Linked DNA regions of Mus musculus: region 1 is linked to region 2. A link is a loop called in an ENCODE intact Hi-C map of the cell type or tissue named here. Cell type or tissue: heart. All regions are shown on one strand. Links, peaks and the distances in the headings refer to the core of each region. The heading gives the core; the rest is flanking DNA. Region 1 holds the start of Plekha7 (pleckstrin homology domain containing, family A member 7). Region 2 overlaps Plekha7 (pleckstrin homology domain containing, family A member 7).

Evidence for each region. Peaks named below come from ENCODE experiments on the same cell type or tissue, not always from the same donor. Only the 100,000 strongest peaks of a DNase experiment are listed, where the experiment ranks them.
Region 1: it touches region 2 in a loop (2.4-fold over the local background); 2 of 42 quality-filtered maps call a loop at or near these places.

The regions. Positions count from the first base shown.
Region 1 is chr7:116,300,428-116,316,458 of GRCm38, forward strand. It overlaps Plekha7 (pleckstrin homology domain containing, family A member 7), which reads right to left and starts at 7,949. Exons shown (of 27, transcript NM_001305185.1): 1 at 7,824-7,949; 2 at 7,645-7,721; 3 at 7,498-7,555. The coding sequence starts at 7,906. In heart, for the core only: no CTCF peak of the experiment used is centred there; DNase peaks (open chromatin) are centred at 7,084, 7,764 and 8,204; H3K4me3 peaks cover 2,750 bases; H3K27ac peaks cover 2,329 bases; H3K27me3 peaks cover 889 bases.
Region 2 is chr7:116,154,974-116,171,004 of GRCm38, forward strand. Plekha7 (pleckstrin homology domain containing, family A member 7) reads right to left here. Exons shown (of 27, transcript NM_001305185.1): 9 at 15,689-15,864; 10 at 9,059-9,523; 11 at 2,884-3,406; 12 at 2,509-2,595. Among named protein-coding and RNA genes, the nearest start is that of 1110004F10Rik, 70 kb to the left of the region's middle. In heart, for the core only: a CTCF peak has its summit at 6,703 (motif pointing right); no DNase peak of the experiment used is centred there.

The DNA.
Region 1 (16,031 bases), core at 4,167-9,166, 150 kb after region 2:
CAGCATGTGCCTCACCCTGTCCACAGTGCCCTGAGCCTGCCCACTCTTATACTGTATTTTACAGTGGGATATGGTGCTGATGAATCATTCGGCATTAGAGGTGAATGACCTGATATTGACATTTAAATAAATGATTATATTTGATATAGAGATGAGCTATAAAACATATATAATATATTTAATTTTTTTCTTTATTTAAAATGATATTGAACAAACCAGAAAACAGTGATGCACACCTTTAATCCCAGCACTGGGGAGGCAAAGACAGCCAGACCTCTGTGAGTTTGAGGCCAGCCTGATCTACATAGCAAATTCCAGGATATTCAGGACTACACAGTGAGACTCTGTCTCAGAGGGAAAAAAAAAAAAAGACATGAAATAGCAAATTTTTAAAACCATGACAAGTCTGGGGCGGGGGTGGGGGGGGGGACTGCAAAAGGGACACTTTTTTTTTTTTTTTTTTTTAGATTTATTTATTTATTTTATGTAAGTACGCTGTAGCTGTCTTCAGACACTCCAGAAGAGGGAATCAGATCTCATTACGGATGGTTGTGAGCCACCATGTGGTTGCTGGGATTTGAACTCCAGACCTTCGGAAGAGCAGTCGGGTGCTCTTACCCACTAAGCCATCTCACCAGCCCGGAACACATTTTATATTGTAGATTTGTGGATTTGTCTCCTTTAGCTTGACAAAGGGGCTCATGCAACCTAGGCTGGCTTCTTACAATTCAATCCATTTTTGAAGATGGCCCTGAACTCTTGGATCCTCCTGCCTCCACTTCTAGAATGCTAACTGCTGGCTGAACACACTGGCGTACACAGCAGCTTTGTTTTGTTGTTGGGTTTTGGAGACAGAGACTCCAATATCTAGAGTCTCAAGTAGCCCAGACTGAACGGCCAGAATGACCTTGAACTCTTGCTGGCCTTGCCTCCTCCTCCTCCCACATGCTAAAATCGATGTGCCACCACACCCATTTTACTACAGTACTTCCAATGGCACCCTCCCCTTTCAGTAGGCTCCTTCCATTTTCATTTTGCACTGGAGACCTGAAAGTTATGCTATAGACTCCGCCCCTAAAATGTTTGCAGGCCACAGCACAGGGGAACAGCAGAAAAACAACTTCACTCCAAGCCTTCAGTGAATCTTTCCCAAGTCCTACTGCCTAGGGAATGGTACCTACACAGGATGACCCAAGTCCACAAAGCTAAGGCTGGAGGACCTGAAGCTAAGTGGCACTTTGTGTGATAGATTGATCCCTGTCAGGACCTTGGAGCAAAGTCAGAAGATGCCAAGGCCCTGAAGCCAGGGAAAAGGGGGGATCTAGTTCAATTGCCAATAGATGAGAAAATACCCAGATGCAGAGTGCTGAGCTCATGAGACCAAGGAGCCAAAGAAGGCTGCCTGAGCCTCTCCTGGCCAGGTTCCTGCTTTGAGTGTTGCTGTTGCCAATGAGTGACTGACTCCAAGATGCCTGGGTGTAAACACCAGCCCCAACAGGCCCACTCCTGGCTTCCCCGCTTCTGCTCCACACACAAGTCTCCTCTTCAGCCAGGAATTGATAAATAAAGACTGGACTACTTAATGACTGCCCAAGGTTTCATGGGGACACATCCTCTTCCATAAATACGGAGGGCGGAAGCAGGTCCAGGCCTGGGCTGTGTGCCAATGCCTCAGAAACAGTGAACAGGTCTGCCCTCAAGGAGCAGCCTTCAAGCAGGGTGTGGTGTGCCAACACCCCACTCCACACACATACACACCACCAAGCACACAAGTGGCTGAGGCAGGACGAGCATTTGCCTAGAGCTGAACTATGGCGCAGATCTGTAACTCCCAACTGCTGGGACACTAAGGCAGTGTCCAAGTTCCAAGTTCAAGGCTGCCCTGGGCAGCCCAGTGAGGTTCTGTCTCGAAATAAAAATTAAACAAAGAGCCACTCGTGGTGGTGTACCCCTTTAATCCCAGCACTCGGGTGGCAGAGGCAGGCGGATTTCTGAGTTCGAGGCCAGCCTGGTCTACAAAGTGAGTTCCAGGACAGCCAGGGCTATACAGAGAAACCCTGTCTCGAAAAAACAAAAAAAAAAACAAAAACAAAAAAAAACCCCAAAGACTAGACTAGAGCCATGACTTCCTGATGAAGGACCTAGGTTCAGTACATGAGGCTCTATCTCAAAACAAAACCAAAAGCTAGGTACAGTGATACATGCCTATAATCCTGAGACATTCTCAGGAGAGCTGAGGCAGGAGGATGTTAAGTGTTCCAGGCCAGCTGGACTGCAGAGTGAGACCCTGTCTTTAAGTAAATAAATCAGACAACAGCTATGAATAGCAATAGCAGGTCCTGATATTTTCTCCAAGACCTCAACTAAGTTAGCACCATGTGGTGGAGGTGCTTACCTGTGAGACCAGCTCTCGGGCTAAACTGCAAGACCCTGTCCTAAACAAACAAACAAATTAGGCCCAGGCTTGGCGTGCACACCTTTAATCCCGGCACTCAGGAGGCAGAAGCAGGTGGATCTCTGTGACCTGAAGGTCAGCCAGGGACACAGGGACACAAGACTGTCTCAAAAAACAACAACAACAAACAAACAAACAAAAAAACAAAAAAGACATATAATTGCCACTATTCTCATTGTTGGTGTAGATAACACTATCATAACTACTGTGATATTTGCTATCCAGTCAGGAGACTCATGGAAAAATGAAAACATCTCAGAGCCCAGTATCTTTTTATTAAAGGGGAAGTCTGCACCACCTCACCTGTACTTGTGAGAACCATGAAGGCAAAGTGTAGCCAAAAGCGCAGAAATAAACTAAAATAAAGAAACAGACTCCAAGCCGGGAGTGGTGGCGCACGCCTTTAATCCCAGCACTTGGGAGGCAGAGGCAGGCGGATTTCTGAGTTCGAGGCCAGCCTGAGTGAGTTCCAGGACAGCCAGGGCTATACAGAGAAACCCTGTCTTGAAAAATCAAAAAAGAAAAAGAAAAAGAAAGAAAAGAAAAAGAAACAGAGTCCAGATGGTATTAATCTGTTTAGTAAGATGCAGTTACCTGTGACCCCAACCCTCAGGAGATAGAGACAAGAGGATCTTAAATCCAAGACCAGTCTGAGGATCACAGGAAGATCCTGTCTCAGAAAACCAAAGGCTGGGGACAAGGGCTGAGGGGTGACACACATGTCTAAAAGGCTAGGGACAAGGTTTGGAGGTGACACACAATCAAATGTAGTAACTAAAAAAAAAAAAAAAAACTCTTTAGTAAGCAGATAGGTGTAAAACTTCATGGGGGGGGGGGGTGGGACAAAGAGGCCTCTTGAGAAATTATCATGTAGAAAACACAATGGATTCCGACCTACTGGCACCAGCAGCCTTTGAGAGGAGGGGCCACAGTCAATGTTGCTATGGGTAGTCATTTCCAAAAAGTGTGGGAGGATTCAGATGAGGGAGTGGTGGCAGCAGGGACAGAGTGATCGAAGAAGAGTTGCAACAGGGATAAAATCCCAGTGCTGAGGCTGCAGCCTAGAGTTTACAGACTGCAGGATCACAGGAAGATCCAACTCAACTCAAGGCTGTGCCACTACTGCAAAACACTCACCACCTCTCCTCGGTGTCCCAGTAAGTGACCTTGAGATACACACTGGCATCCTTCCCTCTCACCTCCACAGAAACTCTGCTCCAATAACTGCCAGTTTTTTTCCTACATCTATCTCCCCCACACCCACCCCCCAGGTCCAGAAAATAAGATGCTGCACCATCTTTCCCTGGAAAGAACAAGCCCCTCTGTGGTGGTTTGAATAGGTATGGACCCCACAGACTCCTGTGTTTGATTGCTTGGCCCAGGGGGAGTGGCACTATTAGGAGGTGTGGCCTTGTGGGAGGAAGGCTTGGAGGACTCCTCTGCTCAAGCTCTACCCAGCGTGGAATTCCACTCTCCTCCTGGCTGCCTTTGGATCACGATGTAGAACTCTCAGCAACATCTCCAGTACCATGCTGGTCTTTATGTTGCCTGTTTCCTGCCATGACGACGATGGACTAAACCTTTGAAACTGTAAGCCACCCCCAATTAAATGTCCTTTATATGAGCCGCCTTGGTCATGGGGTCTCTTCACAGCAATAAAAGCCTAAGACACCCTCCCTCTACCCACACAATCTCCAGCTATCAGCCAATGCCTGGACCCTTCTTTGCAGCAAAACTTCCAGGAAGGGGCTGGTGAGATGGCTCAGTGGGTAAGAGCACCCGACTGCTCTTCGGAAGGTCAGGAGTTCAAATCCCAGCAACCACATGGTGGCTCACAACCATCCATAACGAGATCTGACTCCCTCTTCTGGAGTGTCTGAGGACAGCTACAGTGTACTTACATATAATAAATAAATAAATATTAAAAAAAAAAAAGAGAAGAATTAAAAAAAAAAACTTCCAGGAAGATGTACTGCCCTTCCTGGACAGGTGTTTCTTACCCATCTTACCATGGGTGGCAGTCTCCTGTTCTGGAGGTCCCTGTGACTACACATCTTCTCACCTTCTCAGTCTGTCCTCTTAAGTTTGCCTTTCCTGATCTCAGCCACTACCCGCCCCCAGGCTTAGAGCATTGTTCTGCTTAGTTTCTGTAGCCTGGGAAGAGGGAGCCTCAACTGAAGACTGTCCTGCAGTGGACATGTCTGCGGGGAATTGTCTTGACTGACGATTGATGTGGGAGGGCCCAGCCCACTGTGGACCATTGTATCCTACACATGTAAGCCTAAGGAAAGTGGGCTGGCAGGCTAGAGTGAGCCAATAAGCAGCCTTCCTCCATGACTTCTGCTTCAGCTCCTGCTCAACTTCCTGCTCTGACTTCCTTCACTGATGAACTGGGATGAGAAGTATAAGCTGAAACAAACCTTTGTTTTCCCTAGTTTCCCTAACTATGCATTTGCTCATGGTGCTTATGACAACAGCAAGCAAACCGGGACAGACTTTCTTGGCCCACACTTGTCCTTGATGACGTCACCTACTCCCTATGACATCACACACAGGTATCCTCAGATGGGTCTCTGCAAGCCTCTCTCCCTCTCAAACCCAAGTTTCAGATTCATAAATCTGTATCAGTGGTTCTCAACCTTCCTAATGCTGCTACTTCATAACTGTCACTTGGCTGTTATGAATCATAATGTGAATACGTGTTTTCTGATGATCCTAGTCGACCCCTGAAAAAGGATAATTTGTTAATGACATGTTGAGAATGGCTGATCTATATGATATATTCACATCTTATATATAACAGAACAAAATATAGAGTTTCTTAACACCTATTCAAGCCTGTTTTTCTCCCAGCCTTTCCATCTCAAAGATATGAGCACTACCTACCCACTCAGGACCTCTCACCTCTAGGAATCATCTGTGTGTGTGTGTGTGTGTGTGTGTGTGTGTGTGTGTGCGCGCGCGCGCGCGCATGTGCAGTATGTGTACTTGTGTGTATTCCTGTGTGTACAAGTGCACACGTATATGTGTTCCTGTGAATGTAAAAGCCAGAAGCCAGCCCAACCTCACATGTTTTTTTCTTAAATACCCACTTATTTTCTGAAGCAGTCTCTTGCTGGGACCTGGGGCTTGCAGCTTAGGCTAGGATGACAGGGTGGCAAGCCCTGGATTCTCCGGTCTCTACCTTCCCAGCGCTAGTATTACACGTGCACATTGTTACTACACCTGGGTTTTTATGAGATGGAATGTGAGTCCTCATGCTGGCATGGCAAGCACTTTATGAACGGAGCATCATCTCCCCAGGCCCCCAGGAGTGTTCTCGTTCTTTCTCTCTCTCTCTCTCTCTCTCTCTCTCTCTCTCTCTCTCTCTCTCTCTCTCTCTCTCTCTGCATCCAGAGCACAGCCTCTATCTGACTCCTGCTCTCCATCTCCGTGCTTCACCCCCCCCCCCACTAACGTCTGCTCTGGACCACAGCCACAGCTTCCTGCTGCTCTCCTACCTCCCTGGCACAGCTCTCCACCCAAACGCCATACTCCCAAAAACTGCCAAACATACCAAGCCACCTTAAAACGTCTGCATTCTCCCTGGTCTCAGGATAGAGCTCAGCAGCTCTTTACCCTGCTCCAGTTTCATCCTTTACCTCCCTTCCTGTGCCTTCCTTTAATGCCATCCTCGCCCTTGGTCACTTCCTCCAAGCCACACAAGACTTTTTGCTCACTGAACTTTTTTTTCCCCCAGAGCTCTACCACTGAGCAAAATCCCCAACCCCTCATTGAACTCGAAGGGTTTTGTTCCTTAAACATTTTTCTGAAATGTTTTGCCCCTACTGGTCACCACAGCAAGGGTCCTTCTTGTCATTCAAATTCCAAATGTCACCTGCTCAGAAAAAAAGTCATCAGGACCTACCAGTCCCATCAGCCATCCAATCACTTCAAGTCACATCCCCTCATGTTAATTTTCCGCACAGCAGTCACCGTTACCTGCTATTATTATTTGTTCACTCTTTGTTCCCTTTCCTCCCGTGGGTTACAAATTGACGAACAGAAATAGTGAGCACCTCCCTTGCATAGAGCACATCCATCAGCAGCCACTATACAAGAGTCCCATGTGACAAAGGAGGCTCGGGGACTTTCTTCACATATTCTGATCCAGATCTAAACATTGTTTCCAAGTTGGTGAAGAAATGAATTCTGAGTCACGGTCGCGCACAGTACACCGAGTGCCAGTCAAACCATGGAGCGCCAGACCTTTGGCTAGTTCATTCATTCCATAAACAAACATTTACAGAGCTCCTACTCTATGCCAGGCACCGACTGACTGGGGCAAACGATCAAAGGCAAGTTCTGACTCCCAGGACCCACAGGAAGCAGAGGGAGGAACGCTGCAACACAGGCACCTTGCCCGACTGGGAAAAGTGAAGACTGTACACTCGTGTCCCCTTACAACTTCGAGATCAGATCCACGCGGACCAACAGACCAAGAATAACTTGGGACAGCGCCCAGAGGCTCAGGCGGCAAAGCTCCCGTTCTACTAGCCCGGGCAGAGCAGATCGTCCGCGTTCCTCGGCGTTCGGCGCCCGCCGAAGACGCGCGGGTAGAGTTCCAGGAATATCATTGGCTGCCTGGGAGCCCCACCCCCATCCCATCCCTGAGAAGCAAGGATGCGGCGGCCCGGGTCGCGCTCCAACTCTCCACGGCGAGCCCAGCCAGCGCGGCTAGAGTAGCGTCGGGGCCCCTCTTCCCCCTCCCCCACGCCCAAGCCCTCAGGCCACACTCCCGACCCACGCGAGCCCTACTCCCCGCCACCCGCCACTGTGCCCAGCGCAGGCCCCCGGGGTAGGCGTGTCCCGGGGGAGCCTTGGAGTTTGCAGGCTCGGCCACCGGCGGGCGGGACCTGGCCAGGCCCCCTGCGGCGCTGCGAACCCCCGTACGCAGCCGTCCCCCCGAGCCCGCCACCGTCAAGCAAACAAACCCCGAGCGCCGAGCCCGCCAAGGCTGCGGGAGAGCAAGGCAGGTGCGGCCGCGGTGCGGATTCACTTACTCGATGAAGAAGCTGGCGCCCTCCTCCGTGAAGCCCTCCTCCCAGCCGCGCGGCAAGTCTGCGGGAAGGCGAGAAAAGTTGGTCAAACTAGCGCAGCCGTGGCGACCCCGCTCCGCACCCTGCATCCCGCACCGACCCAGCGCCCACCTGAGCGGATCATGTGACCCGAGTTGACCGGTTCGCCGGTCCGCGGGTGCAGCCAGGTCGTGCAGCGGAGCTGGTCACTACGGGAGAGGTGCACCTGTTAGCGCCGCCGCCCTCCACGCCCGCCCGCGGCCCCAGCCCCAGCGCACGACCCCGTCCGGGTGTCGCCGCCCCTCACGCACTTGATGAAGAAGACGCGGCCGTCCCGACAGACGCCATAGGACCAGTGCTCAGGTAGGGTGTCCCGCCCGACCGCAGCCGCCATGTTCGCCCAGCGCCTGAGCCCCGGGCCGGGGGAGGGGGGGGGATGGGTTAAGGGGCGGGGTAAGGGGCGGGGCGAGGAGATAGGGGTGCAAGTTGTTGGACAGAGTGAGTGGGAGGGACGAGAAACGGGGAGCTGGAGTAACTAGGAGTTGGAACAAGGAGTTGGGTAGGGATAGGGAGGGGAGGACAAGATCTGAGGAGGGATAGGGAGAAGGGTGCATTGGAAGAAATGAGGGGGAGAGCAGGAAGGAGTGGAGAGGGGCTGAGACAAGAGGGACTTGGACCGACCCTACTGGGTTCCCCTGTGGTGGGTGCAGCGTGGGCTCCCAGCCTTGGTGACTCGCAGTTCGAGGTCACGGCCGGTGCTTCCAAAGTTCACTGGTGGAAGGCCGGCCGGAGCAAGGCACAAGGCCCCGCAGCCTTTGTCCCCGAGACTCGCGGGCGAAGGAACAGTCTAGCCCCCCCCCATCCCCCACCCTTGACACACACACCCTTGCTCCAGGAAAAGCAGGCGACCTGCACACCTCTGCTTCTCCTCCCCCCTACCCCGGAAGTGTGCTTCTTTCTTAGACAAGGAACACCGAACAGGTTTCTGCTGGATTCCGGAGCAACCTCCAAGTCTAATGTAAAATAGGAGAAAAGCTTGCCTGTGATTCCAGGCCTGGGGAAACTGAAACAGAAGGATTGCTGAGAGTTGGAAGACACAGAACTGCTTGACAGAGTTTCAGTGCAGCGCGGGTTACTATGAGACTCTGTCTCAAAAAACAAAAAGGTAGGGGCTGGAGAGATGGCTCAGCAGTTAAGAGCACTGACTGCTCTTCCAGAGGTCCTGGGTTCAAATCCCAGCAACCACATGGTGGCTCACAACCATCTGTAATGGGATCCGATGCCCTCTCCTGGTGTGTCTGAAGAGAGCAACAGTGTACTCACATACATTAAATAAATCTTTAAATTAAAAAAAAAAAAATGCGTGTCGTCCCCCCCCCCCCCCTTCTGAAGCTGTAGAGATCACAGGCAAAAAAGAGAATGCTGGGTCTGGATCTCCCTGCTCTCATTTTGGAAGAGCTGTCAAGCCGAGCTCTTTACCTACTTAGGTCTTGGGGAGCGCTCCTGAACCCCCCAGAGTAAAAGGAAACCCTTAGCTCACTCATTTGCTCCTAATTGACGTTTGTGTGTTTACTCTTTTGCGTCAGTTGGACAAGAGAAGGGGTTTTGGTCTGCCCCAAACTCCAGGACCTGGGCGCCTGAACTATCTGCCTCAGCCTTTAAACTGCAACTCCTCAGCAGCAGAAGAGCAGAAGAATGCAAAACACTCAGACACTCTGTCACATTGCAAGTGGGCGGAGCAGCAGCCGGAAGCTAGGCGCTGGGCAAGGGTCAGGCCAGCCTTGCAGAGACAAAAGCTGCGGGTCTAAGGAGTCTCACAAGAGGGTGCAACTGTCTGCACTGGGCACTGGAATGAGAGATCAGTAGGATGGACCCTGAAGGGGGCACAGCCGGAGCTCTCCCGGTGTTTCTTGACCTGTGGGTCGCGAGCCCTTGGGGTAGCATGTCAGATATCTATTCTGTATATCAGATATTTACCTGCATTATGATTCTCCTTCTCCTTCTCCTTCTCCTTCTCCTTCTCCTTCTCCTTCTCCTTCTCCTTCTCCTTCTCCTTCTCCTTCTCCTTCTCCTTCTCCTTCTCCTTCTCCTTCTTCTTCTTCTTCTTCTTCTCCGTTTTTTTTTTTTTTTTGACACAAGGTTTTTCTGTATATAGCCCTGGCTGTTCTGGAACTCTGTAGACCAGGCAGGCCTTAAACTCAGAAAAACACCTGCCTCTGCCTCTCAAGTGCTGGACTAAAGTGTGCGCCACCACTGCCTGGCTGCATTACGATTCTTAACAGTAGCAATGAAATAATTTTGTCGTTGAGGGTGACCACGACATGACTGCTGTTCCAGAGGATCCTCTGAAGCAGTCAGGAGGGAGAAAGGCGCTGTGGTTGGGGATGCAGAGCCCTCAGCCTCTGACCCAGTTCTTCAAATGAACATAGGGAAATAGCATGTCTTATTAAACACTCATTTGAAAGCAATATATTAAATGGACAAGAATATGAACTCACCACAGTTAATAGAAATGAAACACAAGTGGCTTTTAAGCATATGGGAAGGTAGTTGACCGTCAAGTATACAAATGAAAATTACAGTGGGAGATTCTATTTCGTAGATGTCAGATTACCATGGGCTGGTGAGATGGCTCAGCAGGTAAGAGCACCCGATTGCTCTTCCAAAGGTCCTGAGTTCAAATCCCAGCAACCACATGGTGGCTCACAACCATCCGTAATGAGATCTGACTCCCTCTTCTGGTGTGTCTGAAGACAGGTACAGTGTACTTACATATAATAAATAAATAAATCTTTAAAAAAAAAAAAAGAAAACCATTCTTGTTCATTGTTGCTGGGACTACAAAATGATTCTGCCTTCTTGTGATGGTTTGTATATGCTTGGCCCAGGGAGTGGCACTATTAGGAGGTGTGGCCCTTATTGGAGTAGGTGTATCACTGAGGGCCTGGGCTTTAAGACCCTCATCCTAGCTGCCTGGAAGCCAGTATTCTGCTAGCAACCTTCAGATGAAGATGTAGAACTCTCAGCACCTCCTGCACCTTGCCTACCTGGATGCTGCCATGCTCCCACCTGATGACAATGGACTGAACCTCTGAACCTGTAAGCCAGCCCCAATTGAATGTCCTTTATAATAGTTGCCTTGGTCATGGTGTCTATTCACCGGAAATAGAAAACCCTAAGACATTCCTTGAAGGCAGTTTGGCAGCAGTTGTTACACATTGCTTTGACCGGACAACCCCATGGGAATTTATCTGACATGAAATAGTACATCTCTTCAGTGTGGCTCAGCTGCTGAGAGTGATGGCTCAGAGGTTAAGAGCACTTGCTGTTCTTCCAGATGACCTGAGTTCAATTCCCAGCAACCACATGGTGGTTCCTAACCATCTGTAATGGGATCTGGTGCCCTCTTCTAGCCTGCAGGCATAAATGCTGGCAGAACCCTGTATACATAATATCTAGGTAGGTAGGTAGGTAGGTAGATATAGATAGAGATAGATAGATAGATAGATAGATAGATAGATAGATAGATAGAATCTTTAAAAGAAATAAAGACTGCATACTACTGTTGCAGAGAACCTGCCTGGGTTGGGGTCCCAGCAACCAGCATATTGGGTCACAACCATTTGTACTCCTGAACTTAGAGCATGCTGTATGCATGTGGTGCATACATACATGGGGCATATACACACATGCAGGCAAAATTATATACAAATGTATACACATAAAATAAAAAAAATAAGGTCTGGTGAGATGGCTCAGTGGTAAAGAGCACCAACTGCTCTTCCGAACGTCCCGAGTTCAAATCCCAGCAACCACATGGTGGCTCACAACCATCCATGACGAAATCTGATGCCCTCTTCTGGAGTATCTGAGGACAGCTACAGTGTACTTACATATAATAAATAAATAAATCTTGAAAAAAAAATAGAAAGCTGAGGAAATTGGAAAGCTCCGGTCAGGCACCTCATTCCAAAGAATGATGCTCTGAATAAGGCACTGCTGGTGTCTCTGCCAGGAGCAGTGGTGCACACTGAGTCTCAGCTACCTGAGAAACTGAAGCAAGGGGATCGCCGCTGTGCAGAAATTTTAAATAAATAAATAAGCCAGGCGTGATGGCGCACACCTTTAATCCCAGCACTTGGGAGGCAGAGGCAGGCGGATTTCTGAGTTCGAGGCCAGCCTGGTCTACAGAGTGAGTTCCAGGACAGCCAGGGCTGTACACAGAAACCCTGTCTCGAAAAACCACACACAAAAAAATAAAAATAAAATAAGAAATAAAAATATTTTAATCGGGCTGGAGAGATGGCTCAGTGGTTAAGAGCACTGGCTCCTCTTCCGGAGATCCTGAGTTCAATTCCCAGCAACCACATGGTGGCTCACAACCATCTGTAATAAGACCTGATTCCCTCTTCTGGTGTGTCTTAAGACAACTATAGTATACTTACATATAATAAATAAAATAAATCTTAAAAAAAAGATTCTTTATAAAAAATATTTTAATCACATGTACTCATGAGTTATCCCAGAGAATGGTGTGTTTTTATTATAAATATGTACATTTATATATTAGTAATATTCACAGCAGCTTCATCTGTATGGACAAAATCTAGAAATGGCTTCCTACAGGTGAGTGGTTGAATAACAGTCCATCTCTTAGGCCACAGCATTTGGTTTCACAACAAAGAATCTTGACAAACAGGCAGGTAGGTGCACCTCAAGATTATAATACCAATTTTTGAAAGAGCAGTCCCTCTAAAAAAGTTACACTTGACTGTATAGCACTCTCAAAGTACATTAGCCAATATTGGTTTTAAAATTTCATCGAGGCTGCACTTGGTGGCAAATGCCCTTAATTCTAGCAACAGAGAGGCAGAAGTAGATGGATCTCTGAGTTGGGAGCCAGCCTGGTCTACATAGTGAGCTCCAGGACAGCCATAGAAACCCTATCTCACACAACAGAAACAGGGATAGAGACATGACTAGGTGGCTCAATGCTTAAGAGTGCTGGCTGCTCCTCTTAAGAACTTGGGTTTGGGGCTGGTGAGATGGCTCAGCCGGTAAGAGCACTAACTGATCTTCCAAAGGTCCTGAGTTAGAATCCCAGCAACCACATGGTGGCTCACAACCACCCCTAATGAGATCTGATGCCCCATTCTGAAGACAGCTACAATGTACTTATTTATAATAATAAATAAATCTTTGGGCCAGAGCAAGCAGGGCCAACTGGAGCAAGTGGGGCCCACCCACCGGAGCAATCAGAGGTCCTAAATTCAGTTCCCAACAACCACATGAAGGCTCACAACTATCTATACAGCTACAGTGTGCTCATATACATAAATAAATAATTCTTCTTTTTGTTTTGTTGTTGTTGTTGTTGTTGTTTTGTGGGGTTTTTTTGTTTTGTTTTGTTTTGTTTTTTTGAGACAGGGTTTCTCTGTGTAGCCCTGGCTGTTCTGGCACTCACTTTGTAGATCAGGCTGGCCTCAAACTCAGAAATCTGCCTGCCTCTGCCTCCTAAGGGCTGGGATTAAAGGGGTGTGCCACCAATGCCCACCTCTGTTTTGGTTTGGTTTTTTTAAGGATTATTTATTTGCTGGACAGCCAAGGTTACATAGTTTGGTTGTTTGTTTGTTTTTTTAAAGATTTATTTATTTCATGTATGTGAGTACACTGTTGCTCTCTTCAGGTACACTAAAGAGGGCATCAGATCCCATTACAGATGGTTGTGAGCCACCATGTGGTTGCTGGGAACTGAACTCGGGACCTCTGGAAGAGCAGTCAGTGCCCCCAACCCCTTATTTTTCAAGGTTACATAATTTACTGTCTTGAAGAAAAAAAAAAAAAGACAGAAAGAAGAAGAAAATTACAGCAATGAGGGTTGGGGAGGTAACTCAGTTGTAGAGCACTTGCCTGACTGAAGCAGGAGAATAGAATACAAGGCTAGCCTGGACTACATTCCAAGACCTGGTCTCAAAAGTAGAATAAAAGCAATGATAAAGCATAGTTGTATAAATCGCAACTGTGATGGTGAAGGCACAGGACTTTGCAGAGAAATAATGCAAGAGACTTCATTTCATGTTTAAATGCATAAGTAAAACAGTAACAGCAAAATCTGTACATAGACTCTTGTAAAAGAGTTTTTCTTCCTCTTCCTCCTCCATGTGTGTGGTTGTGAATGCCCACAGGGGCCTCAGATTCTAGGACACACACACATGTCCTTGGATAGAGTCGGGAGTGCTCTTAACCACTGGGCCATTGCTCCAGAGTTAGAATCTCTTGCAATTACTAGTAACATAACCCAGCAAATTGTCAGCAAAAATGTTTGTGCTGTATACTCTAGCTCTACATGCCCAGATAATAGCTGCTCACACATGAGTTACCTCTGACCTACACTGAGGTGAAATGCCCTATGTGAAATATACACCAGGCCCAGTGGGTGTTCCACATTCATAACCCAAGCATTTGAAAAATGGATCTCAGAAGATGAACAGTTCAAAGCCAGGCTATAATAGGAAGTTTGAAGCCTCTCTGGGCTTTATAGACCTATTTCAAACTACACCCCCTAAAAATGTGAGGACTGGGGAGCTATCTCAGCGACAGAAGATTTATGTTGCATGTGTGAGTCCCTGATCCAATTCAATGAGATGACAGACACATAGAAAACATAGCCTTTGCAGATCATTTCTTTGTATAGCTATAAGCTTTACTGCCCCTTAGAATTATTTGAGTGCTTTAGGGGGAAGAAACCCAAAACAACAAAACAAAACAAAGCCATCCTGGACCTCCCCAATGGTGTGTGATGTGACCTTGGCGTTATTGAACGCTTCCCAGGTGGTTCTAAGGTACAGAAGCTTAGGAACCACACTACACCATCTTTCACATTCCCTCTCCGAGATTAAGGAGAGGCACTTTACAGGTAAGATGGACATTGAAGTCTGGATTCAGAGAGGCCATGTCAGTTCTGTCCCAGGCTGACTTGATTAATCAAAACAAGAAGTGAAGTTTCATTGCTGGACGGTGGTGGCGCACACCTTTAATACCAGCAACTCGGGAGGCAGAGGCAGGTGGATTTCTGAGTTCGAGGCCAGCCTGGTCTGCAAAGTGAGTTCCAGGACAGCCAGGGCTATACAGAGAAACCCTGTCTTGAAGAAAAAAAAAAAAAAAAAGTGATGGTTCCTCAACCCATTGTCATGGAAATCTTTCCAGGTGATAAAAACAAACAATAGGTGTTTTATGTTTTGAAGAGATGGCTCAGCAGTCAAGAGCACTGACTGCTCTTCCAAAGGTCCTGAGTTCAAATCCCAGCAACCACATGGTGGCTCACAACCATCTGTAATGGGATCTGATGCCCTCTTCTGGTGTGTCTGAAGACAGCTACAGTGTACGCATATAAATAAAATAAATATATATTTTTAAAAATTATTTTAAAAGGAGATTTTCCATGTTCTTCATCTGAGTTGGTTCTATGAGGGTGGCTTTAAGATAGATTGAGCATATACATTTTTTTTATTACGTATTTTCCTCAGTTACATTTCCAATGCTATCCCAAAAGTCCCCCATACCCTCCCCCCACTCCCCTACCCACCCATTCCCATTTTGTTGGCCCTGGTGTTCCCCTGTACTGGGGCATATAAAGTTTGCGTGTCCAATGGGCCTCTCTTTCCAGTGATGGCTGACTAGGCCATCTTTTGATACATATATGCAGCTAGAGTCAAGAGCTCCGGGGTACTGGTTAGTTCATAATGTTGCACCTACAGGGTTGCAGATCTCTTTAGCTCCTTGAGCATATACATTTTTTGAGGTGGACAAGATAAGAGTTGTCTCTGGTTTTAGGATACTGAAACGAAGTCCAGACCAGGGAGGGCTTCTTAAGCTTTTATACTTGCAACCCCTTTGCCCCCCCCCCCAAATTTTTAATGTGCTGCTTCTTTTCCCCTTCCCCTTCCCCTTCCCCTTCCCCTTCCCCTTCTTTCTTCTTTCTTCTTCTTCTTTCTTCTTCTTCTTCTTCTTCTTCTTCTTCTTCTTCTTCTTCTTCTTCTTCTTCTTCTTCTTCTTCTTCTTCTTCTTCTTCTGGTTTCTTTCTTTTTTTTGGGGGGGGGGGTTTGAGACAGTGTTTCTCTGTATAGCTCTGGCTGTCCTGGACCTCACTTTGTAGACCAGGCTGGCCTCGAACTAAAAAATCCGCCTGCTGGGATTAAAGGCGTGCGCCACCACGCCCTGCTGGTTTGTTTTTTTCTTGACAGGGTTTCTCTGTGTAGCCCTGGCTGTCCTGGAACTCACTCTGTAGACCAGGCTGGCCTCAAACTCAGAAATCCACCTGCCTCTGCCTCCCGAGTGCTGGGATTAAAGGTGTGTACCACCACTGCCCGGCTTGTATGTTTTCTATCTCGGGACAGCATGACCTGGTGGCTTTGGAATGAGCCAGCCTTGTGATTCTACATATTTCTCTCCTCACCAAACTATGGGGCATGGTAGCTGACAACAAAAATCCTAGAGCTTTGCTGACCCACACATCATGT
Region 2 (16,031 bases), core at 4,098-9,097:
TGAGGCAGATGCTAGGCTCCTGAGGCAGAACCAGAAGATCTGCCCGGAACAGCACTCGCCACACTCGAAGCCAGGATCCCATTGACACAGCTATTCCAATTGTTGGCATCAAATCTTTGCCTTGTGTTGTCACATGCATGAAGTAACAAGACCCCAAGTGATGTGGATGGATGACTGGAAAAGGCAGAGAGAAATGACTTGGGTGATCCAGGAAGACCCGGTATGACTTTAGACTCCAGAGGGATAAGTAACCGCTGCTGGAAGTTTCCCTGCTCTTTTTGTTCAGTAAGAAGCCACAGCAGCCATATTAGGAGCTAGTGTGGGAGTTGTTGAGTAAGACTTGCTTGTGGTGTCTTCAATGGTCTATCAAGCTCTTCGGTGTAATTATTGAGAAAAAGGCTCCCCACAAGCCACACTCCTGTTCAGCAAGCAGATCACAGAAGCTAACTGAGGCAGAGGAGTGGCAAGAGCTGAAGAGTGGTCCAGATACCATGTTCTTAATGAACTGAGGTGTCCAGCTGTGCAAGCCAAGGATGGGGAAGGTGCATAGCTCTGGTGTGAGACGGTCACCGACACACACATGAGACATTCATATCGTGCCTTAGGCATGGAAGCCCTGTCTTTAAGGGATGCTAGAGCTGGCATAAGCTTATTTCTTTCCCTGGATTGCCTCCTTCCTCATCCCACTCCCCCAAGTCACTGTCCCTGCACACTTTGAACAGGACAAGAAAAGACAGCTGGAGAATGCTATAAGTCAAATTCAGGACTTATGACTTTTTTCTTTTCCCTTTTGCTGTGTGTCTCTGTATGTGATATACATGCATATATGCATGTTTTTGCATGTGGGGGAACAAGTGTATAAGCACTCCATTAGTCTTCCACCTTATTTATAAGGTGGGCTCTATCACCCAGAGCTCACAGATGTGCTTAACTAGTCTAACTAGCCAGCTTGCTCTAGAGTTGGAATCACAGGAGGATGGCCACATCCACCCAGCCTTTACAGGGTTACACTTGCATGGCAAGCTCTTTAGCCACTGAGCCCACTAAGTCTCACAACTTAACTTTGTTTGCTTGCTTGCTTGTTTTTTTTTTTTAACATGTCCTTTCTTACACTCATCTTTCTAATTACAGTTCCTGAGTCCTTCAGGTCTTGCTAAAAGGGGTCAGGGAAGGAATGTGACCATCCCAGCAATCCCGTGTGTCCTCTTCCTGGCTTTGTGCTGCACGGAGGGACCAGGCTTACTTGGACGAACCACTGCTACCCAAGGACAACGTTTCAGGCAAGAGTCCACTTCCCTTAGCTGCTCCAGGAACACAAGACAGCCAATCCCAGGGCAATCACAGGAAGCCTGGGTACCAAGCCCAAGGCCCTGATGCTATTTAAAACTAACCCCAGTAGGACTGGGATTCTGGCTCCAGCCTGCCAGCTCTTGGTAAGTTACTGCTCCTTTAGGATCCTCTTGTCCCATGATAGTTCCATCCCACCCCTTTAAGGTGCCCACAGGGCTAGACAGGACAAGAGATGAGGACTGTTCAGCAAACGGAGGTGCCCTACATTTCCCTCCAGGCTGACCCACATATGTCTTCAATGAGCAATAATGCTGACAGGGCACAGCTCTTAGACAAGACGACCACGAAGCAGCCTGCTACTCTCCACAGCTCAAGAAGCGAGATTCAGGTCTGTCCCACCCCATGCAGCCCCTCCCCTGCACCAGAGGGGGGCGCTCCACCGCGCCCACAGTCACTAGCTGTAGCACCCAGAAGCAAACAGGCAAGGGGAGAGGCAGAGAGCCAGCCAGCAGGACAGACCAGAGCACGGCACGGGGAGACATGGGAGGCAGGCCATCCCTGCCGGGGCCCAGGAGGGCCCACCGGCGCTGACCTGGCAGGCGGGAAAGGTCAAGTAGTGGTGTAGTAACTGGCCCACGGCGAAATTTCGCACGCTGGCCAACTTGGACTGGTGCCGCTGCAACCGGGTGAGCAGCAGCGAGAGCTCCTCCAGCTGTGGGCGTGCAGACACATGGGGAGGGAGTCAGCCACCGCAGGGCACACCGCTGCAATTCTACTCTTCACCAGTGCCAGGACCACTCTGACGTGACACCGCCAGGCAATGGTCGCATTGGCCTCTGTTAGGGCAAATAGAGGCACCGCCAGCATAGGGCACTGGAAGCCACCAGCTCCGCTTCACCCAGAAGGATGAGTGCTTTGAAGGGAGAGTTAACCAATCATAGTGAAAGCCAGGGAAGAAAGGAGAGGTGCCGAAGGAGAGAGCAAGTAGCTGGAATATACTTCTTACAAAATCCGAAGAGAGGGCCAGCCCAGCAGTCCCCTCCACTTTCCTCAGTCTTTGGAGGGCTTGCTGCAGGGCCTGAGTGCTCACTGGGCCTGTCTCCTCATCACCCAGAAGGGATTGGAAGCTTGGCTCCAAGGGAGAGAGTGCTATGGGCCTAGGGTCCTGGATTCTACAGTATGTCAGTCACCTGGAGAGGGAAGTGAGGGGCAGCTTACCGATTTTCCATGTAAGCTGGGAGCGCTCACTGTATGGGTCATGTAGCCCATGGAGGGCATGGAACGCCGGTCCACGTGAGAGGAGTTCTGTGACAGGAAAGAAGCCAGACTGAGGCCAGGCAAGGAGACCTCAGCCACTCACTACCAGGACTGCCCACCATGCGTCCTTCCATCTCTCTGAGCCCTAGGAGCCTGGTGTCTGAAATGGACACCTTTCTCACTGGGCACAGCACAGCAAACTGAAAGGCCCTGAGAGTTCGACCTCAGCTGGGTTGTTATATTGTTTCCTGACTTACAGGCTGCCAGGCAGCCACCGAGTGACTCTGTCTCTCGATACAAGATCCCAGTCACCTGGTAGAAGTTCCCAGGCCTCACCTTGGCAGCATGACCCCGTGCCTTCCTGGGAGAACCCCCCAGAGAGATGTCCACACTCCTCCTCTGCTCGGGTGGCTTCACTGTGACCCTTTCTGCTGGTGTATGTGGCCGCCGGGGCGGAAAGGGCCTTGGAGGCCCAGGAGGAGGGATGTCAGAAGGAGACGGAGGCACGGAGATGGAGCGGGGCACCTCCAGCAGGCTCCGGCTGCGACCCTGCTCGGTGAACTCTGGGGAGCCAGCTCCTATGGGTGCGGTGGGGCTGCCGTGACGGAACTGCTGCCTCTGCTGCCACTCATAGAGCTGCCACACAGTGCCGTCTCTGTGTGCCCGGCGCTCTTCACTGGACATCTTCAGGTGGCTGGCTCGGTCCTGTGCGTACTTGTAGTCGCTGGGCAGGTTCCGGGGAGGGGGTGACGAGCTCCCAGAAAGATGTCTAGTGCTCTTGGGAAGACTCTGGTAGTTTTCCGGGAAGGACAGGGGCTGGCTGGGACCCTGGCGAGGAAGTGTTTGGTCTAAGGGCAAGCTGAGAAAGACAAAGAACATGTCAGGCCATCACACAAGGCAACACAGCTAAGGAAATCCACAGGGTCATCTTGTGGGGGAGACATCAGGACCCCAAACAGCGACTGACGCAGACACCTGGGGCTTCTCACTGAACCCAGAACCAGTTTTCTCTGAGAGCTGGGACCACGGCAGGGTTCCTGTGCCCATCACTCCTGGAGCGGTGTGGTTAAACCGTCTCTCCTCTCTTACCAGTTGTCAATGACAAGCAAGGTGTGTTGGTCTGGAAGGTCTCAAGAGTTTTCTGGGGTGAGAGGCTCTCCTTCTGCCTGGGAACCTAGCACCAACCCTCAAAACTCACAAAGAAAATGGCTGGAGGCGGGTGGGGAGGGATGTCTTCTCTTTGCTACCCTTCTAACCCAGACACTGGTACCTTCCCTCCTACAGAGAACTCTGAGAGCCTCCTGATGTGTTTCTTGTACATGGTCACCTGATCTCATCACTCCAGTGTGCTCTGAACCTCCTCAGTGCCCTCGAAATCCTTGCCTGGTACTCAGGGCTCTCTAACATCTGATTACAACCTACCCTGAGGTCCCGCTGTTTTCTCACTGCTCCCTCCAGGACTGAGACCAGCAGCCTAGACTGCCAGGGATGGAGGAGCACCCTCACCGCCTCCCCCTCACACACCATGAGCATCCCGCATTGGTTGTCCACCACGGAGCCCCCTACCTCAGTAACTTCTCACTGTGCAAAAAGCAAAAAGTAGGTTTTGAATCTGAATTCTACATACACTGGACATGACTGCAGGAGGCTTACTGACTGCTCTGAGCCTCAGTTTCCCTACCTGTATGTGAGGTAGTATTAGTGCTTCATCTAGGGTTCTGAGTAAGGGAAAATACATCCTGAGAGCCTTAGCATGTTATGCACCTTCCTGACACGGCTTCCCCTCCCTCCATGGACAGGCGTGGTGGTACACACCACCTATAAAAGCAATAAGGAGGTAGAAGTTGGAGGGTAAGAAGTTCAGGATCAGGCTGGAGAGATGGCTCAGCGGTTAAGAGCACCAACTGCTCTTCCAGAGGTCCTGAGTTCAAATCCCAGCAACCACATGGTGGCTCACAACCATCTGTAACAGGATCTGATGCCCTCTTCTGGTGTGTCTGAAGTCAGTGACAGTGGACTCATATGCATTAAATAAGTAAATCAATCTTTAAATAAAGGAAGTTCAGGGGCGTCCTCAGCCGTGCAATAAGTTCTGGGCCATTCTAGGATACAGGAAACATTGTCAAAGACTAGGGGTTGAAGAGATGGCTCAGCAGTCAGAGATTTGCTGCTTTTCCAGAGGGCCCAGGTTCAATCCCCAGCAGCCACAAAAGGTTCATAACAACCTGTAACTCCAGTTCCAGGAGATCTATCTCCCTCTTCTGAATTCCATGGGCATCAGGCATGCACAGCAATGCACAGACATACACTCAGGCAAAACATTCAGAACATAAATTCAAACTTTTTTTTACAGTTTACGGCCAGTGAGATGGCTTAGTACATAGAGTGCTTGCCAAGCAGGCTTGATAATCTGAACTAAATCCCCAGAACCAACGGTGGCAGGAGAGAATGGACTCCCAAAAGTGTTCTTCTAAATGCTGTATGTGCATTGCAGCATCCATGTGCCTGCTCAAGTGTGTGTGCGCTCCCCCCACCTCTGTCTGTCTGTCTGTCTGTCTGCTCTCTCTCTCTCTCTCTCTCTCTCTAAGTTCTTTTTTGTTGTCGTTTGCTTTTTTCAGTCTAATCTGCAAGGTAGTGTGACCTTGTAAAGAGAATAGGCTCTGGGATTACAGAAGCCTGGGTTCAAATCCTAACTCTGTCTCATCAACTTCACATGGCAAACTTATAACAAAAACATCACTGTGTGTCAGTCATTGCTCTGGGATGATGCTAACTCTGAGTATATGGTCAGTGGAGGCGGCAGCAGCAGCAGCAATACCTGAGGCTTTATTCAAAGGGCAGGCTCCTGAATTAAGCCAGTCACTGCATGTTCTCGCTTGTACATGGGATGCAGAGAAGCAAAGAGTAAGGCTGGCGATGGCAGAGATGAAGCAGGAGATGTTGGTCAGCTGTGCAGACTTTCACGTGAGCATGTATCAGAGCCCCACTGTACACAACATGGGGACCACAGCTAATAATAATAACTTCAGAATTCTCAAAGAACAGAGTGATTATTGCTACCACATTACATAAGGATATGTGGGTGAGGTGATGAATATTAATGTTTCAACAGCTTCACAATGTATGCATATACCAAAATCTCCCATCTGTTCCATCAATATATAACTATTACTTTTTCAAATGTATGATTATGTTTGTGTGTGTATGCACATGTGTTGGAGTGGGCACACCCATGTATGTTTGTGTCTGGAGGCCAGAAGAGGACATCAAGGGTCCTGCTCTAACATTCTCTGCCCCCTTCCCTTGAGACAGTGTCTCTCCCTAGCCTAGAACTTCTTGTCTGACTAAGGCAGCTGGCCAGTGAGCTCCCAGATCCATCTGTCTGCCCCCTAACACTGGGATTGCCTGACATGGGTGGAACTGCACAAGAATCACTCGTGCCAAGTGTCATTTCTCTACTCCCATAGTTATTACTTTTGGTTAAAAGTAAAAGCTGGAGAGATGCCTTAGCACTGGCTGCTCTTACAAAGGACCTGGGTTCAATTCTCAGCACCGACATGGTGGCTCACAACCATCTGTAACTCCAGTTCCAGGGGCTCTGACTCTCTTTTCTGACCTCTGCAGACAGCAGGAACACACACACATGGTACACATAAAATAAAATAAAATAAATCTTTTTTAAAAATCTTAGAAATACAGGATAGAGATATAATTCAGTTTTAACAGTCTTTGTCTAATATCCACAAAGCCCTGGGTTCAACTCCCAGTGTGGCATAAACAGACCAGAAGCCAGTCTGGGATCAAGACCCTATATAAAATATAATTTCAAAATGTAGGTCTTTCAGCCCAGGAGATCTATGAATAATAACCTCTGGGCAGGGTACTTTCACCCTGTTAAACAGCCCCAGAGGTTGAAGGATGCTATTCCAATCCTAGTACATCACTCATATCGTCTGACCTCACGTCCATCTCTTCTGCTCTACCCTCACTCGCCTCTCTGCACAACGTGGATAATAAGCCCCTCTGACTCACCATCGTGAGGGACAGAAATAGGTGCCATCAAATATGGCAGCTTCCCTTTCTCAGTTTCTTTTCATTCAGTTGAGGTAATTTTAAGATCACTTCAACCCAAACCTGTCTAGCATGCAGGTGTGCCTGCTTGCCACTAGGTGGCAGAGGTTTTCCATTCATTTTCCCAAAGCCCACGTCTAATGTGGTAGCAGCTCCCAAATCCTCAGAGGTGGGTGGTGGCCGAAGCAGTCAGCAGATGTGGGACTGCTCCGTCCATCTGTCTCTACAGCCTATGCAGAGTACCTGCCTACCATGTTTAGATGGTCACAGTCCCCCATTCCCACTATTAAGTATCCCAAATCCGGAGGCTGTCCTCAGTCCCTGCTTCCCACTTATGCACTGTCTACCATTTGGGGAGACCTCAGACATTAGTAGGATGGTGGCCACTGGCTCCTGCAGCCAAACTATAATGATTAACTGGCTAGTGGAGGGAGGGGCAGGATAGGTCCCAGGAGCAGGTGGGTGCTCCTGGGGCAGCCTCTGTCTTGACAACAGACATGTGTCCAACCTGGCCTTACATAGTCCTGTATTAGGAACCACCTGCCCTGTGGTTCCAAAACCAGAAAAATTAAACAGGATATCCTGAGAAAGTGGCTGCAAGACAGTCACGCCAAATGTAAGGTCAACTTTTGTGACTGCTCCTGTTTGCTGAAGAAATCCCTCACCCTCGCTTCCACGTCAATCATGCAAGCCTTTCATTTCCTATTGTGTTCCCTCTGATCGGCTTTTAATCCCTGGCCCCACCCACCTTTTTATTTTATAAGTACACTTTACTTTAAACACTGGGTGCCGGTGAAAGTAGAAGGCGAGGACTCTAAGTACCGGTATGTAAGACTCTTGCTAACCCCATCCCAACAGCGTTAAATTACAGGAGATGCAATCTAGATATATCTCAAATATGGGGATAAGTGAGAAATAGTTCCCTATGTGGACTTCCTTCCAATGCCTCTGTGTGCTCTGTCCAGTGACAAGGAGGTCAGCACAGTCTTACAACACACTAAGGTGAGATAGCTGGCTTCTTTATCTGTGTTTTCAAATGGAAAATGGAGGAAGTTCCTTCACTAAGGAGCCAGACCCATTGGTCACTTACCATAGGAAATTACCATATACTTATATATATTTTCGTGAGTGTGTGTGCATGTATGTGTGTGTATGCGTGTATGTGTGTATGTGCATGTATGTGTGTGTGTGTAGAACAGACTGGCCTGGAACTTACAGCCACCCTCTAGTGATTACAGACATGTGCCATGAAACCCAGCTACATAATCTTTAAGGACAAATATCTGGGAACACGGGGTGCAGCCCCTTTAGGACGGTACAACCCCAGGGCCAATGTGCATCTTCTCTGCACTCTGCTTTCAGCCTCAGTGCCACTGCCTCTCCTCCCCTTGCTGATCCCCCTCCCTTCAGCTCCCTGACACACACCACCTTTGTGCCTTCCACAGGGCAGGCCATTGTGGCGAGGAATAACGAGGTCTGTGGGTGGTGAGAGCCTTGTGGAGTCCCATTTCATCAACAACGAGTTAGAAGCTCAATGGTCTAATTTTTTTTTTTTTTTTGCAAGGACTTTCTCCCATGAAAAGGTCTCGAGAGCCAGGCATTCTGGTGGCTCCTTCATTCCTACTGTCCACTGCCTTCAGATTTAAACTCTGAAACTAGCTCTGGCTGGGTGGGGTGTGCACGTCTTTCCTCATGGTACTTGGGAGGTAGAGGCAGGTGGAGCTCTATGAGTTCAAGGCCAGCTTGGTCTACACAGTGAGTTCCAGGCCAAACAGGCTACATAATGAGACCTTGTCTAAAAAGAAAAAAGAAAGAAAGGGTCTAGAGAGATGGCTTGGCTGTTAAAGAGCACTTGCTGCTCCTGCGGAGGCTTCAGGCTTAGTTCCCAGCATCCATCCACATGGTACTGTTTCTAACTCCAGTTCTAGGGGAACTAATGCCCTCTTTTGGTCTCTATGGGCACTAGCCCATATCTGGTACTCAGACATGCATGCAGGGAAACACCCATAAACATAAAATGTTTTTCTTCAAATGAGCCCCTACCAATGACAGGATGAGTTTCCACAATACCTGGGTTCTTCCCGGGGCTCCTCCAGGCATCTGGGAGGTGACACCTGGGTCTCAGTGCTCTCAAGAGTCTACAGAGACTCCTTGGAAGCAGAGGGACAGCAGTGCAAAGCTGATCAGCTACTGACACTGTTGGCCATCTGTGTCCACAGACCACACTCTAAACACAGCCTTGCCACTAAGCTGTGTGTCCTAGGTAGGCTACCTCCCTTCTCCAAGCCCATTTCTCTGGTCTGTAAATTAGAGCTACCACCTTCCTGTGGAGGACTGTTAAGGTTATTCACATAGAGGTAGAGCGGTTAATTAGCTGAGCAGGTACTGGAGAAATGACAGCACCCGACCGGCCCCACCCTTGTTATCACATTAGACTAACCTCCTGCCGTCCCCCTTCTGAGCTTTTGTCCAGTGCTCTGCCTGGGCCAGGCCGGTCTTCCTCTGGCTGTGTTTTTCTGGGTTGGCCCTGGGAGGAGCAGTCCGCTGGTACCCATTGGTCCCATTCTGTTCTCCCAGGCCATAAGGTGGCACCCCGTTCTTCTCGGCTCGCTGTGGCTGTGCTTGCTGGCCTCGGGGCCCACCAGGTAGATCGACAAACAAGGCATCCTCCTCAGCTGGCAAGTATGGGGACCTGGCCTTGCTCCTGTCCCTCCTGCCCTCCAGTGGGTCTCTTTGAGCACGGAAGCGTTCCTCCTCCTGCTCCCTCCTGTTGAAGCCATAGGAGTCCTCATAGCCTCGACGAGGACAGTCTCTCGAGTGCCCAGGTCCCACGTGGCCACATTCTTGGCAGGCGTCAGTGTGGTTGGCCTGTGGCATGGCCTGCCGCTCCACCTTGTCCACGTCCCTGTAATGGCAGCAGCACATTCAGCCCACAGCACAGCCGAGACTTCCAGGAAACATTATCTACTTTATCTCAGAGCATCCCTCCACCCCTAACCCAAGCTCAGTCCTTTCTCCTACTGTCGGAACCTGGCTTAAGTGCCACTTCTTCCAGAAGGCCGCTCCTGACACACTCCTCAGTGTAAATGGGACTACGGCCTGACACCATCACCACACTGAAACGGCTGCTCCAGAGCCATACTCTAGTTTCTGCCACCTACTGTCTTTCCACTCATGGCCCTCACCCCCACCCACAAGCCCGGCCAGCTTGGGGAGAGGTACTGGTGACAACTAAAACTGTGAGCTGAGGATAGAGGAGGGACTCTGTGACACTGGACATGGTTCTTCTGTCAAGGCCTGCCACACTGAAAGCCTCCTAAGGACAGGTCCTACCCTAGTTCTGCATGCGGCCCCATCACTCAGGACAGAACAATGGCTCACTGGAGTCAGAAGAAGACACTCCAACACAGATGGGAAAATGAGCAGGAATTCAGATGGGGCATTAGTCTAGCTATGTTCCAGGGTAAAAAGGTCCTGCCCTTCCAATACAGGGCTTGTATGATGGTTTAGCCAGGACTGTTTGGGCTTTGATCTGGGAGCACACAGCAGAACACTCCTGTATTTAAACCATGATGATCAGAGCCCCAGGACCACCCAGAACCTCGGCTCTCCGGGGTGAGTACAGATTAAAGCTAGTCTAGGGAACAAGAAACATTTAATACCCTACACAGTGGCTACTTCTTGTTGTATGCGGATCTAACTGTGGGCACGCAGACCCAAACAAGGCAGTCACACTTGCCACTGTCAATGTTCGAATGCCTTCTCCACAGAAACCCCAAGTTATGCAGAAATAAAGTTTCTCTGTACTTCTCTACTGTCTGTCTGTCTGTCTGTCTGTCTGTCTGTCTATCTTCTCTGTGTAGCCCTGGCAGTCCTGGAACTCACTCTGTAGGCCAGGCTGTCCTCGAACTCAGAGATCCACCTGCCTCTGCCTCTTAAGTGCTGGGATTAAAGGTATGTGCCCCCGACTTCTCTACAATTTTTTTTTAATTTACCTACTTATTTTGTATGTGTGTTTGAGTGTGTTTGAGTATATGAAGGTATCATGGCGCATGTGTGCAGGTGAGAGCACAACTTGCAGTAAGAATGGCGAGCCTTTTACCACATAGCTCCTGGGGATAGAATTTAGCACTCCTTAGTGGGGAGTGCTTCACCTGCTGAGCCATCTTGCCAGCTCTAGGTCTCCTTTTAAACCAAGGTCTCAAGGAGTCCAGGCTGGCCTTGAACTTGCTATGTTACTGAGGATTGGATCGCTCTCTTGATCTTGCCTTTACAGGATTACACCACTACACCCGGTTTGTATCTCATATCTGAGGGACATCTCACCTCCCAAACCTATACTTCTATCCACTGCATGTCTGACAGCATTTCTGCCTTCATTTGGGCTCACCCTTCCCCACTTTGGGTCAACCCGGTTTAGGTGCTGACTTTACTATTTCTTGCTCTGCTATGGCTCCAAAGTCTCAGGGCCTGGTTCAGGGGGAGACAAAGGGCCAGACCGTCAGTCCTCGGACTCTGGCTTGAGCTCCTGCTGCCCTCCCTGTGTGAGGGGTTGTTTGAAACGGAAGCCAAGAGCAAGAAACGGATGGCAAGTAGAGGGAGCGAAACAGAGCCCTGAGGACTCAGCCTAAGTTCTCACATGTACCCACACCCAAACCAGATGCATCACTGGTCCTCCCGGGTGTGGATCAATAAATTCCCTTTCCCGTGTGCATGGACGCTGGTTTATGTTACTCACGCTACAGAGGTTGTTACATCTCATTAGAATGAAGGATTGAGATAGTGACTCGAGGGGCCTGCCACTCCAGCCCAATGGGTCTTTACGTCCTGGTGACAGGAAACACTCAGGGACTTATACTTTAAAAAAGCAAGGCCGGGCGTGGTGGCGAATGCCTTTAATCCCAGCACTTGGGAGGCAGAGGCAGGCAGATTTCTGAGTTCAAGGACAGCCTGGTCTACAAAGTGAGTACCAGGACAGTCAAGAGCTACACAGAGAAACCCTGTCTCGAAAAACTAAAATAAATAAATAAATAAATAAATAAATAAATTAAAAAAAATAAAAATAAAAAAGCAATTCCTGGGCTGGTAAGAGGGCTGTGCAGATACATACTTGCCACAACTGGAGTTCCATCCCCAGAACCCAGATTGTAGAGGGAAAGAATCGACTCCAGGAAGCTGTCTTATGACTGTCACATGCATACTGTACACACATACACTGAGACACACACGAAATAAATACTACAGTGTTACTGTAAGCTCAAAGGTAAGAAATTCTGCTCTGGACACTTGAGCAGTTCGACCCCTCTCCTCCTCCTCTCCTCTTTGTCAACCCCACCAGAAGCCTTTGAGTTCCTTGGCCTTTATCCTCATCATGGTCTCCAATCTCCCCCCCCCCCCCCCCCGACAGGGTTTCTCTGTATAGCCCTGGCTGTCCTAGAACTCACTCTATAGACCAGACTATGGTCTCCCATCCTTATAGGCTGTGCTTCACAGCTACCTTTGAGCTGGTGAAAGTCCAGCTGCCTTCTGGGTCACCCCTGGTAGGGTCACAGTTGTTCTGTGTTTTCATGTGCTTCCACTACCAAGTGCTCATTCCAGCTGGGAAACCCAAAGACCTGTAGCTCTTCTTCCTTCCTTCCTTCCTTCCTTCCTTCCTTCCTTCCTTCCTTCCTTCCTTCCTTCCTCCCTCCCTCCCTCTCCCCCCCCTCTCTCTCGTGGGGGTGGAGAAACAGGAGTCTCATGAATCCCAGGCTATCCTCTAACTTTTCTGTCCCCGAGGGGGGCCTGCCTCTACCTCCCAGGTACTGGAAGACAGATCTGTCTTACGCTATGGTAGCGCTTGAACCCACGGTTTATGCCTCCAGACAAGCAAGCATTCTATAACCTGGGCTTTGTCTCCAGTCTCCAGATGGATACATCTTCTTATTATGCACACTATAAATATAAGCAGTCAGACAAACATACCACTATCATGGAGGCATCAGAACTGTTAACCCTAAAACCATGGAGTTTGTTGGTCTGCTCTTCTTTTAGAGCTAATTTTGTAAGAGTAAACTCTGGGTTTTAGCGTGTGTATAAAGAAAGATGCACCCTCCCACGTATGCAAATACTTCCTGGAAATCACTTTGAAGGGAGATGATGACTTCTATTCAGATTGATACCAAAAGACCCTGCAGAGTAAACATCTAGGGAGTGGCAGGCAGAGCGGTGTCTGCTCGGTGTCTGCTCGCTGCCTGCCACTCGTCTTACCCCTAAGACTTTGGGGTTATGAAGCTCCTCATCCAGGACTTAAAGGGACAATTTTATGCCCAAAATGTTCAGTCGGTGGCTGCAGGTAGGAAAAGCAGCGCTTCCTACTCCATAGCCCTACATGACTTCAACATTTAACAATTTACTAAATTAGGGGCCTTAAAACCAAACAAAACCAACCAAACAAAACCATTTTCTCCTGTCTCCCTATATTCCCAGCAATTTACCATATGACTTCTCAAATCACAAGAACTGTCACAAAAGAAATCTTCACGGATCAATTTAGCACAATGGGTTAAGTATGCCTTCATTTGGATGACTGTCATTCAGAGGGCTGGCCAAGGAGCATAGGTGTCTAGAGCTAAAATGGCACAAACCCTTCCCAAACGGGGTGCTGCTGGAGTACTGAGCACTGATCCCCAGTCTCAGAGGTAGGCAAGCTCACGGCGAGCCCATCCTGGTCACCATCTATATAGAACTCTGTATGAAAGACTGAAGAGCTGAGGCCTCGCAGTACCTGCAAGGCATGTAGCTTCTTTCACTCTGGTTAGGGCTCAGTATTGAGGAAGGAGCTGCTGAAAGCAGCGGGGATGGTAGTCACTTCCTTCTTTCCAGTGCTGAGTTAAATGGGGCAACCCCCCACTCCTTGTCCCAGGGGAAAATCTCTCACCCCACGGCCCTTCAACTGGCTCGCTTTACCAGAATTAGCAACAGAGGACCTGCCTGGGTTAAGGACACTCTACCTTCAGCTGCTCTCCCCATGAGTCACAAAATACACTCAACAATGCCCTTGCCGCTTGCATAGGAGCAGCAAAGGACAAACTCCCCTGGGAAGTTTTATGGATTGAAAACTCCACAGGGTCTCGGTCAGGGTCATATATGTTTTTAAGGCTGATGCTACCATTGCCACACATGCAAGGTCCCACTGTGTGCCAGGAACTTGACAAGGCCCATCTCTCACCAGACACTCACAGGCATACACACAGGCAACATGACATACACACAAAAAAGATAATGCTACAGTAGAATGTGAAGGGTGCATCAGCCAGCCTGGGTGATGGCTACTGGTGTTCACTCACTCCCAATTAGAAGGCAAGAGATTTTCCAGTTGAAAGGGAAGGAACCTTAAGCAAAGATGATGGAATTTTAAGAGTTAGAAGCAAAACAGGTATAATTTTCCAAGAAAAAGTTTAAGATCTTAAAAGGTAAGGATCTCTTCTAAAACTGATAGTCAGCTGGACTTCTTCGGGTAGGACTAGAGAGGTCCAAATCTTGGCTAGTGAGGGAATCCTCACACGCTCTGAGCACAAGGCACAGCAGTCACACACTCTCCTGCCTATAGCTTTCTCTGCTGGTCTTTATTCACTTCTGGGGACCCAAGTGATACTGTTGAGTCCAGTGGCTCTTGCCTATGATCTCTGTACTTAAAAGGGCTGAGGCAGGAGGACTACTGTGAGTTCAAAGCAGCCTGGGTTACAAAGTAAGATGCTATGTTAAAAAAAAAAAAAAAAGATAACTTGACTGTTTACACAGTAGATCAAAAAACGCCAAAAGATTGGTAAGACTAACAGTGAAGACCTATGAGCCAACACTCACATGTGTGTCACACCATGCTGCTTAAGGGACAATTTGGTGGGGCTACATAAAATAAATGGGGTCAATCTGAAGATTTCACGTGTGAGGAGCTGTAGAGGGGTTTTGATATAGGGCTATTTATAGCAACAGCATTAGAGAACATTTCTGAGCTGGCCAAGGCTCTGCACCTGTCTGAATGCCCAGCACAACCACATGGTAGACACCACCCTGTGGATGCCACACCGGTGGCCAATTAAACAGTCACCAGGGTTTGAATGAGGTTTTCATCCCAAAAGTCAACGAGTTAGAAGTCTGGTTCAAGTGTGATGGGAGTAAGATGGGCCTTAGTGTGCCAGGTCGAGGCAATTAGGTCAATGCAGATGCTGCAACAAAAGTGACTGATACCAGTGTCTCTCTTACAGGAGCTCCCATTATGGTGTCACTTGCCTTTGATACAGTCCAAGTAGTGTGTGTGTGTGTTTGTGTGTGTGTGCCTGTGGTAGATTCCAAACCATGCTACTTAGTCTTCCGCCTCCCAAACTGTGAGGTGATTAAACCTTTTTTCTTTATATATTACCCACACTTTGGTATTTTGTTATAGCAGAATACAGACTGATATAGTGATCTATGTCTACTGGTATTAAATAATGTAGATCTTCTTGTTCATGTTTTAAAACAGCAAGAAAGCCAGTGAGATGGTCCAGTTTGCTACCAGTCTTGACAACCTGAGTTCAATTCCTGGGACCCACTTCATGCAAGGAGAGAACAACTTCTGAAAGTTGACCTCTGATCTCCACAGTGGTGCCATGGCATAAGTATTCACACACACACACACACACACACACTACATAAGTAAAATATAATAAAAATCTAAAAGTAAGAAAGAAACCTACATATACCTTATACATCTATTCCATGAATAGAAAGTTATTTTAAAGGATATCAATTTACCTGACACGTGATTTGGAATATCTCTATCCCTTCTACCACAAATAAGAAAAGCTGAGAACGTGTGTGTGTGTGTGTGTGTGTGTGTGTGTGTGTGTGTGTGTGTGTGGTCCCACGGCAGCCATGGCCCTTAGATGCTGTCTAGTGACTTGTGTTAGCATTTGCACCTTCTCCTCCTAGAGCACTTGGTCCAGTACAGACTTGAGAGAGCTGAGCATCCTACACCCAGCATGAAGGTTGGAACTGCAGCCCTAGGGCATTTCCCTGCCTACCGCCCAGGGCCCCCACCAGGACTGACCTCCTCAGCGATGAGCGAGACAGCACCTGCGCAGCCTGGTTCATGGCCCTGACCCAGGCGTTCATGTCCTCCAGGGTGTCGGCACTGAAGTAGTAGGTCCTCATGCCCGAGTGCTCCATCTGAGAGCCCGCTGTGGTGGTGCTGTAGATGAGTGCCCTCATCCCCGTATGCACAGCCTGTGAGCACGAGGACAGACAGATTAGCACACATTCTCTACGGGAACAAGAATAAGGAATACCCTGGCTGTCTTCCCGCTTCTAGATGCTTCTAGAGTGTCGGCCAGTTTGTCTCCACATCTGAAAAATGTCACAACCTAGATGCTACTTTCTCACTACTGCCAGAC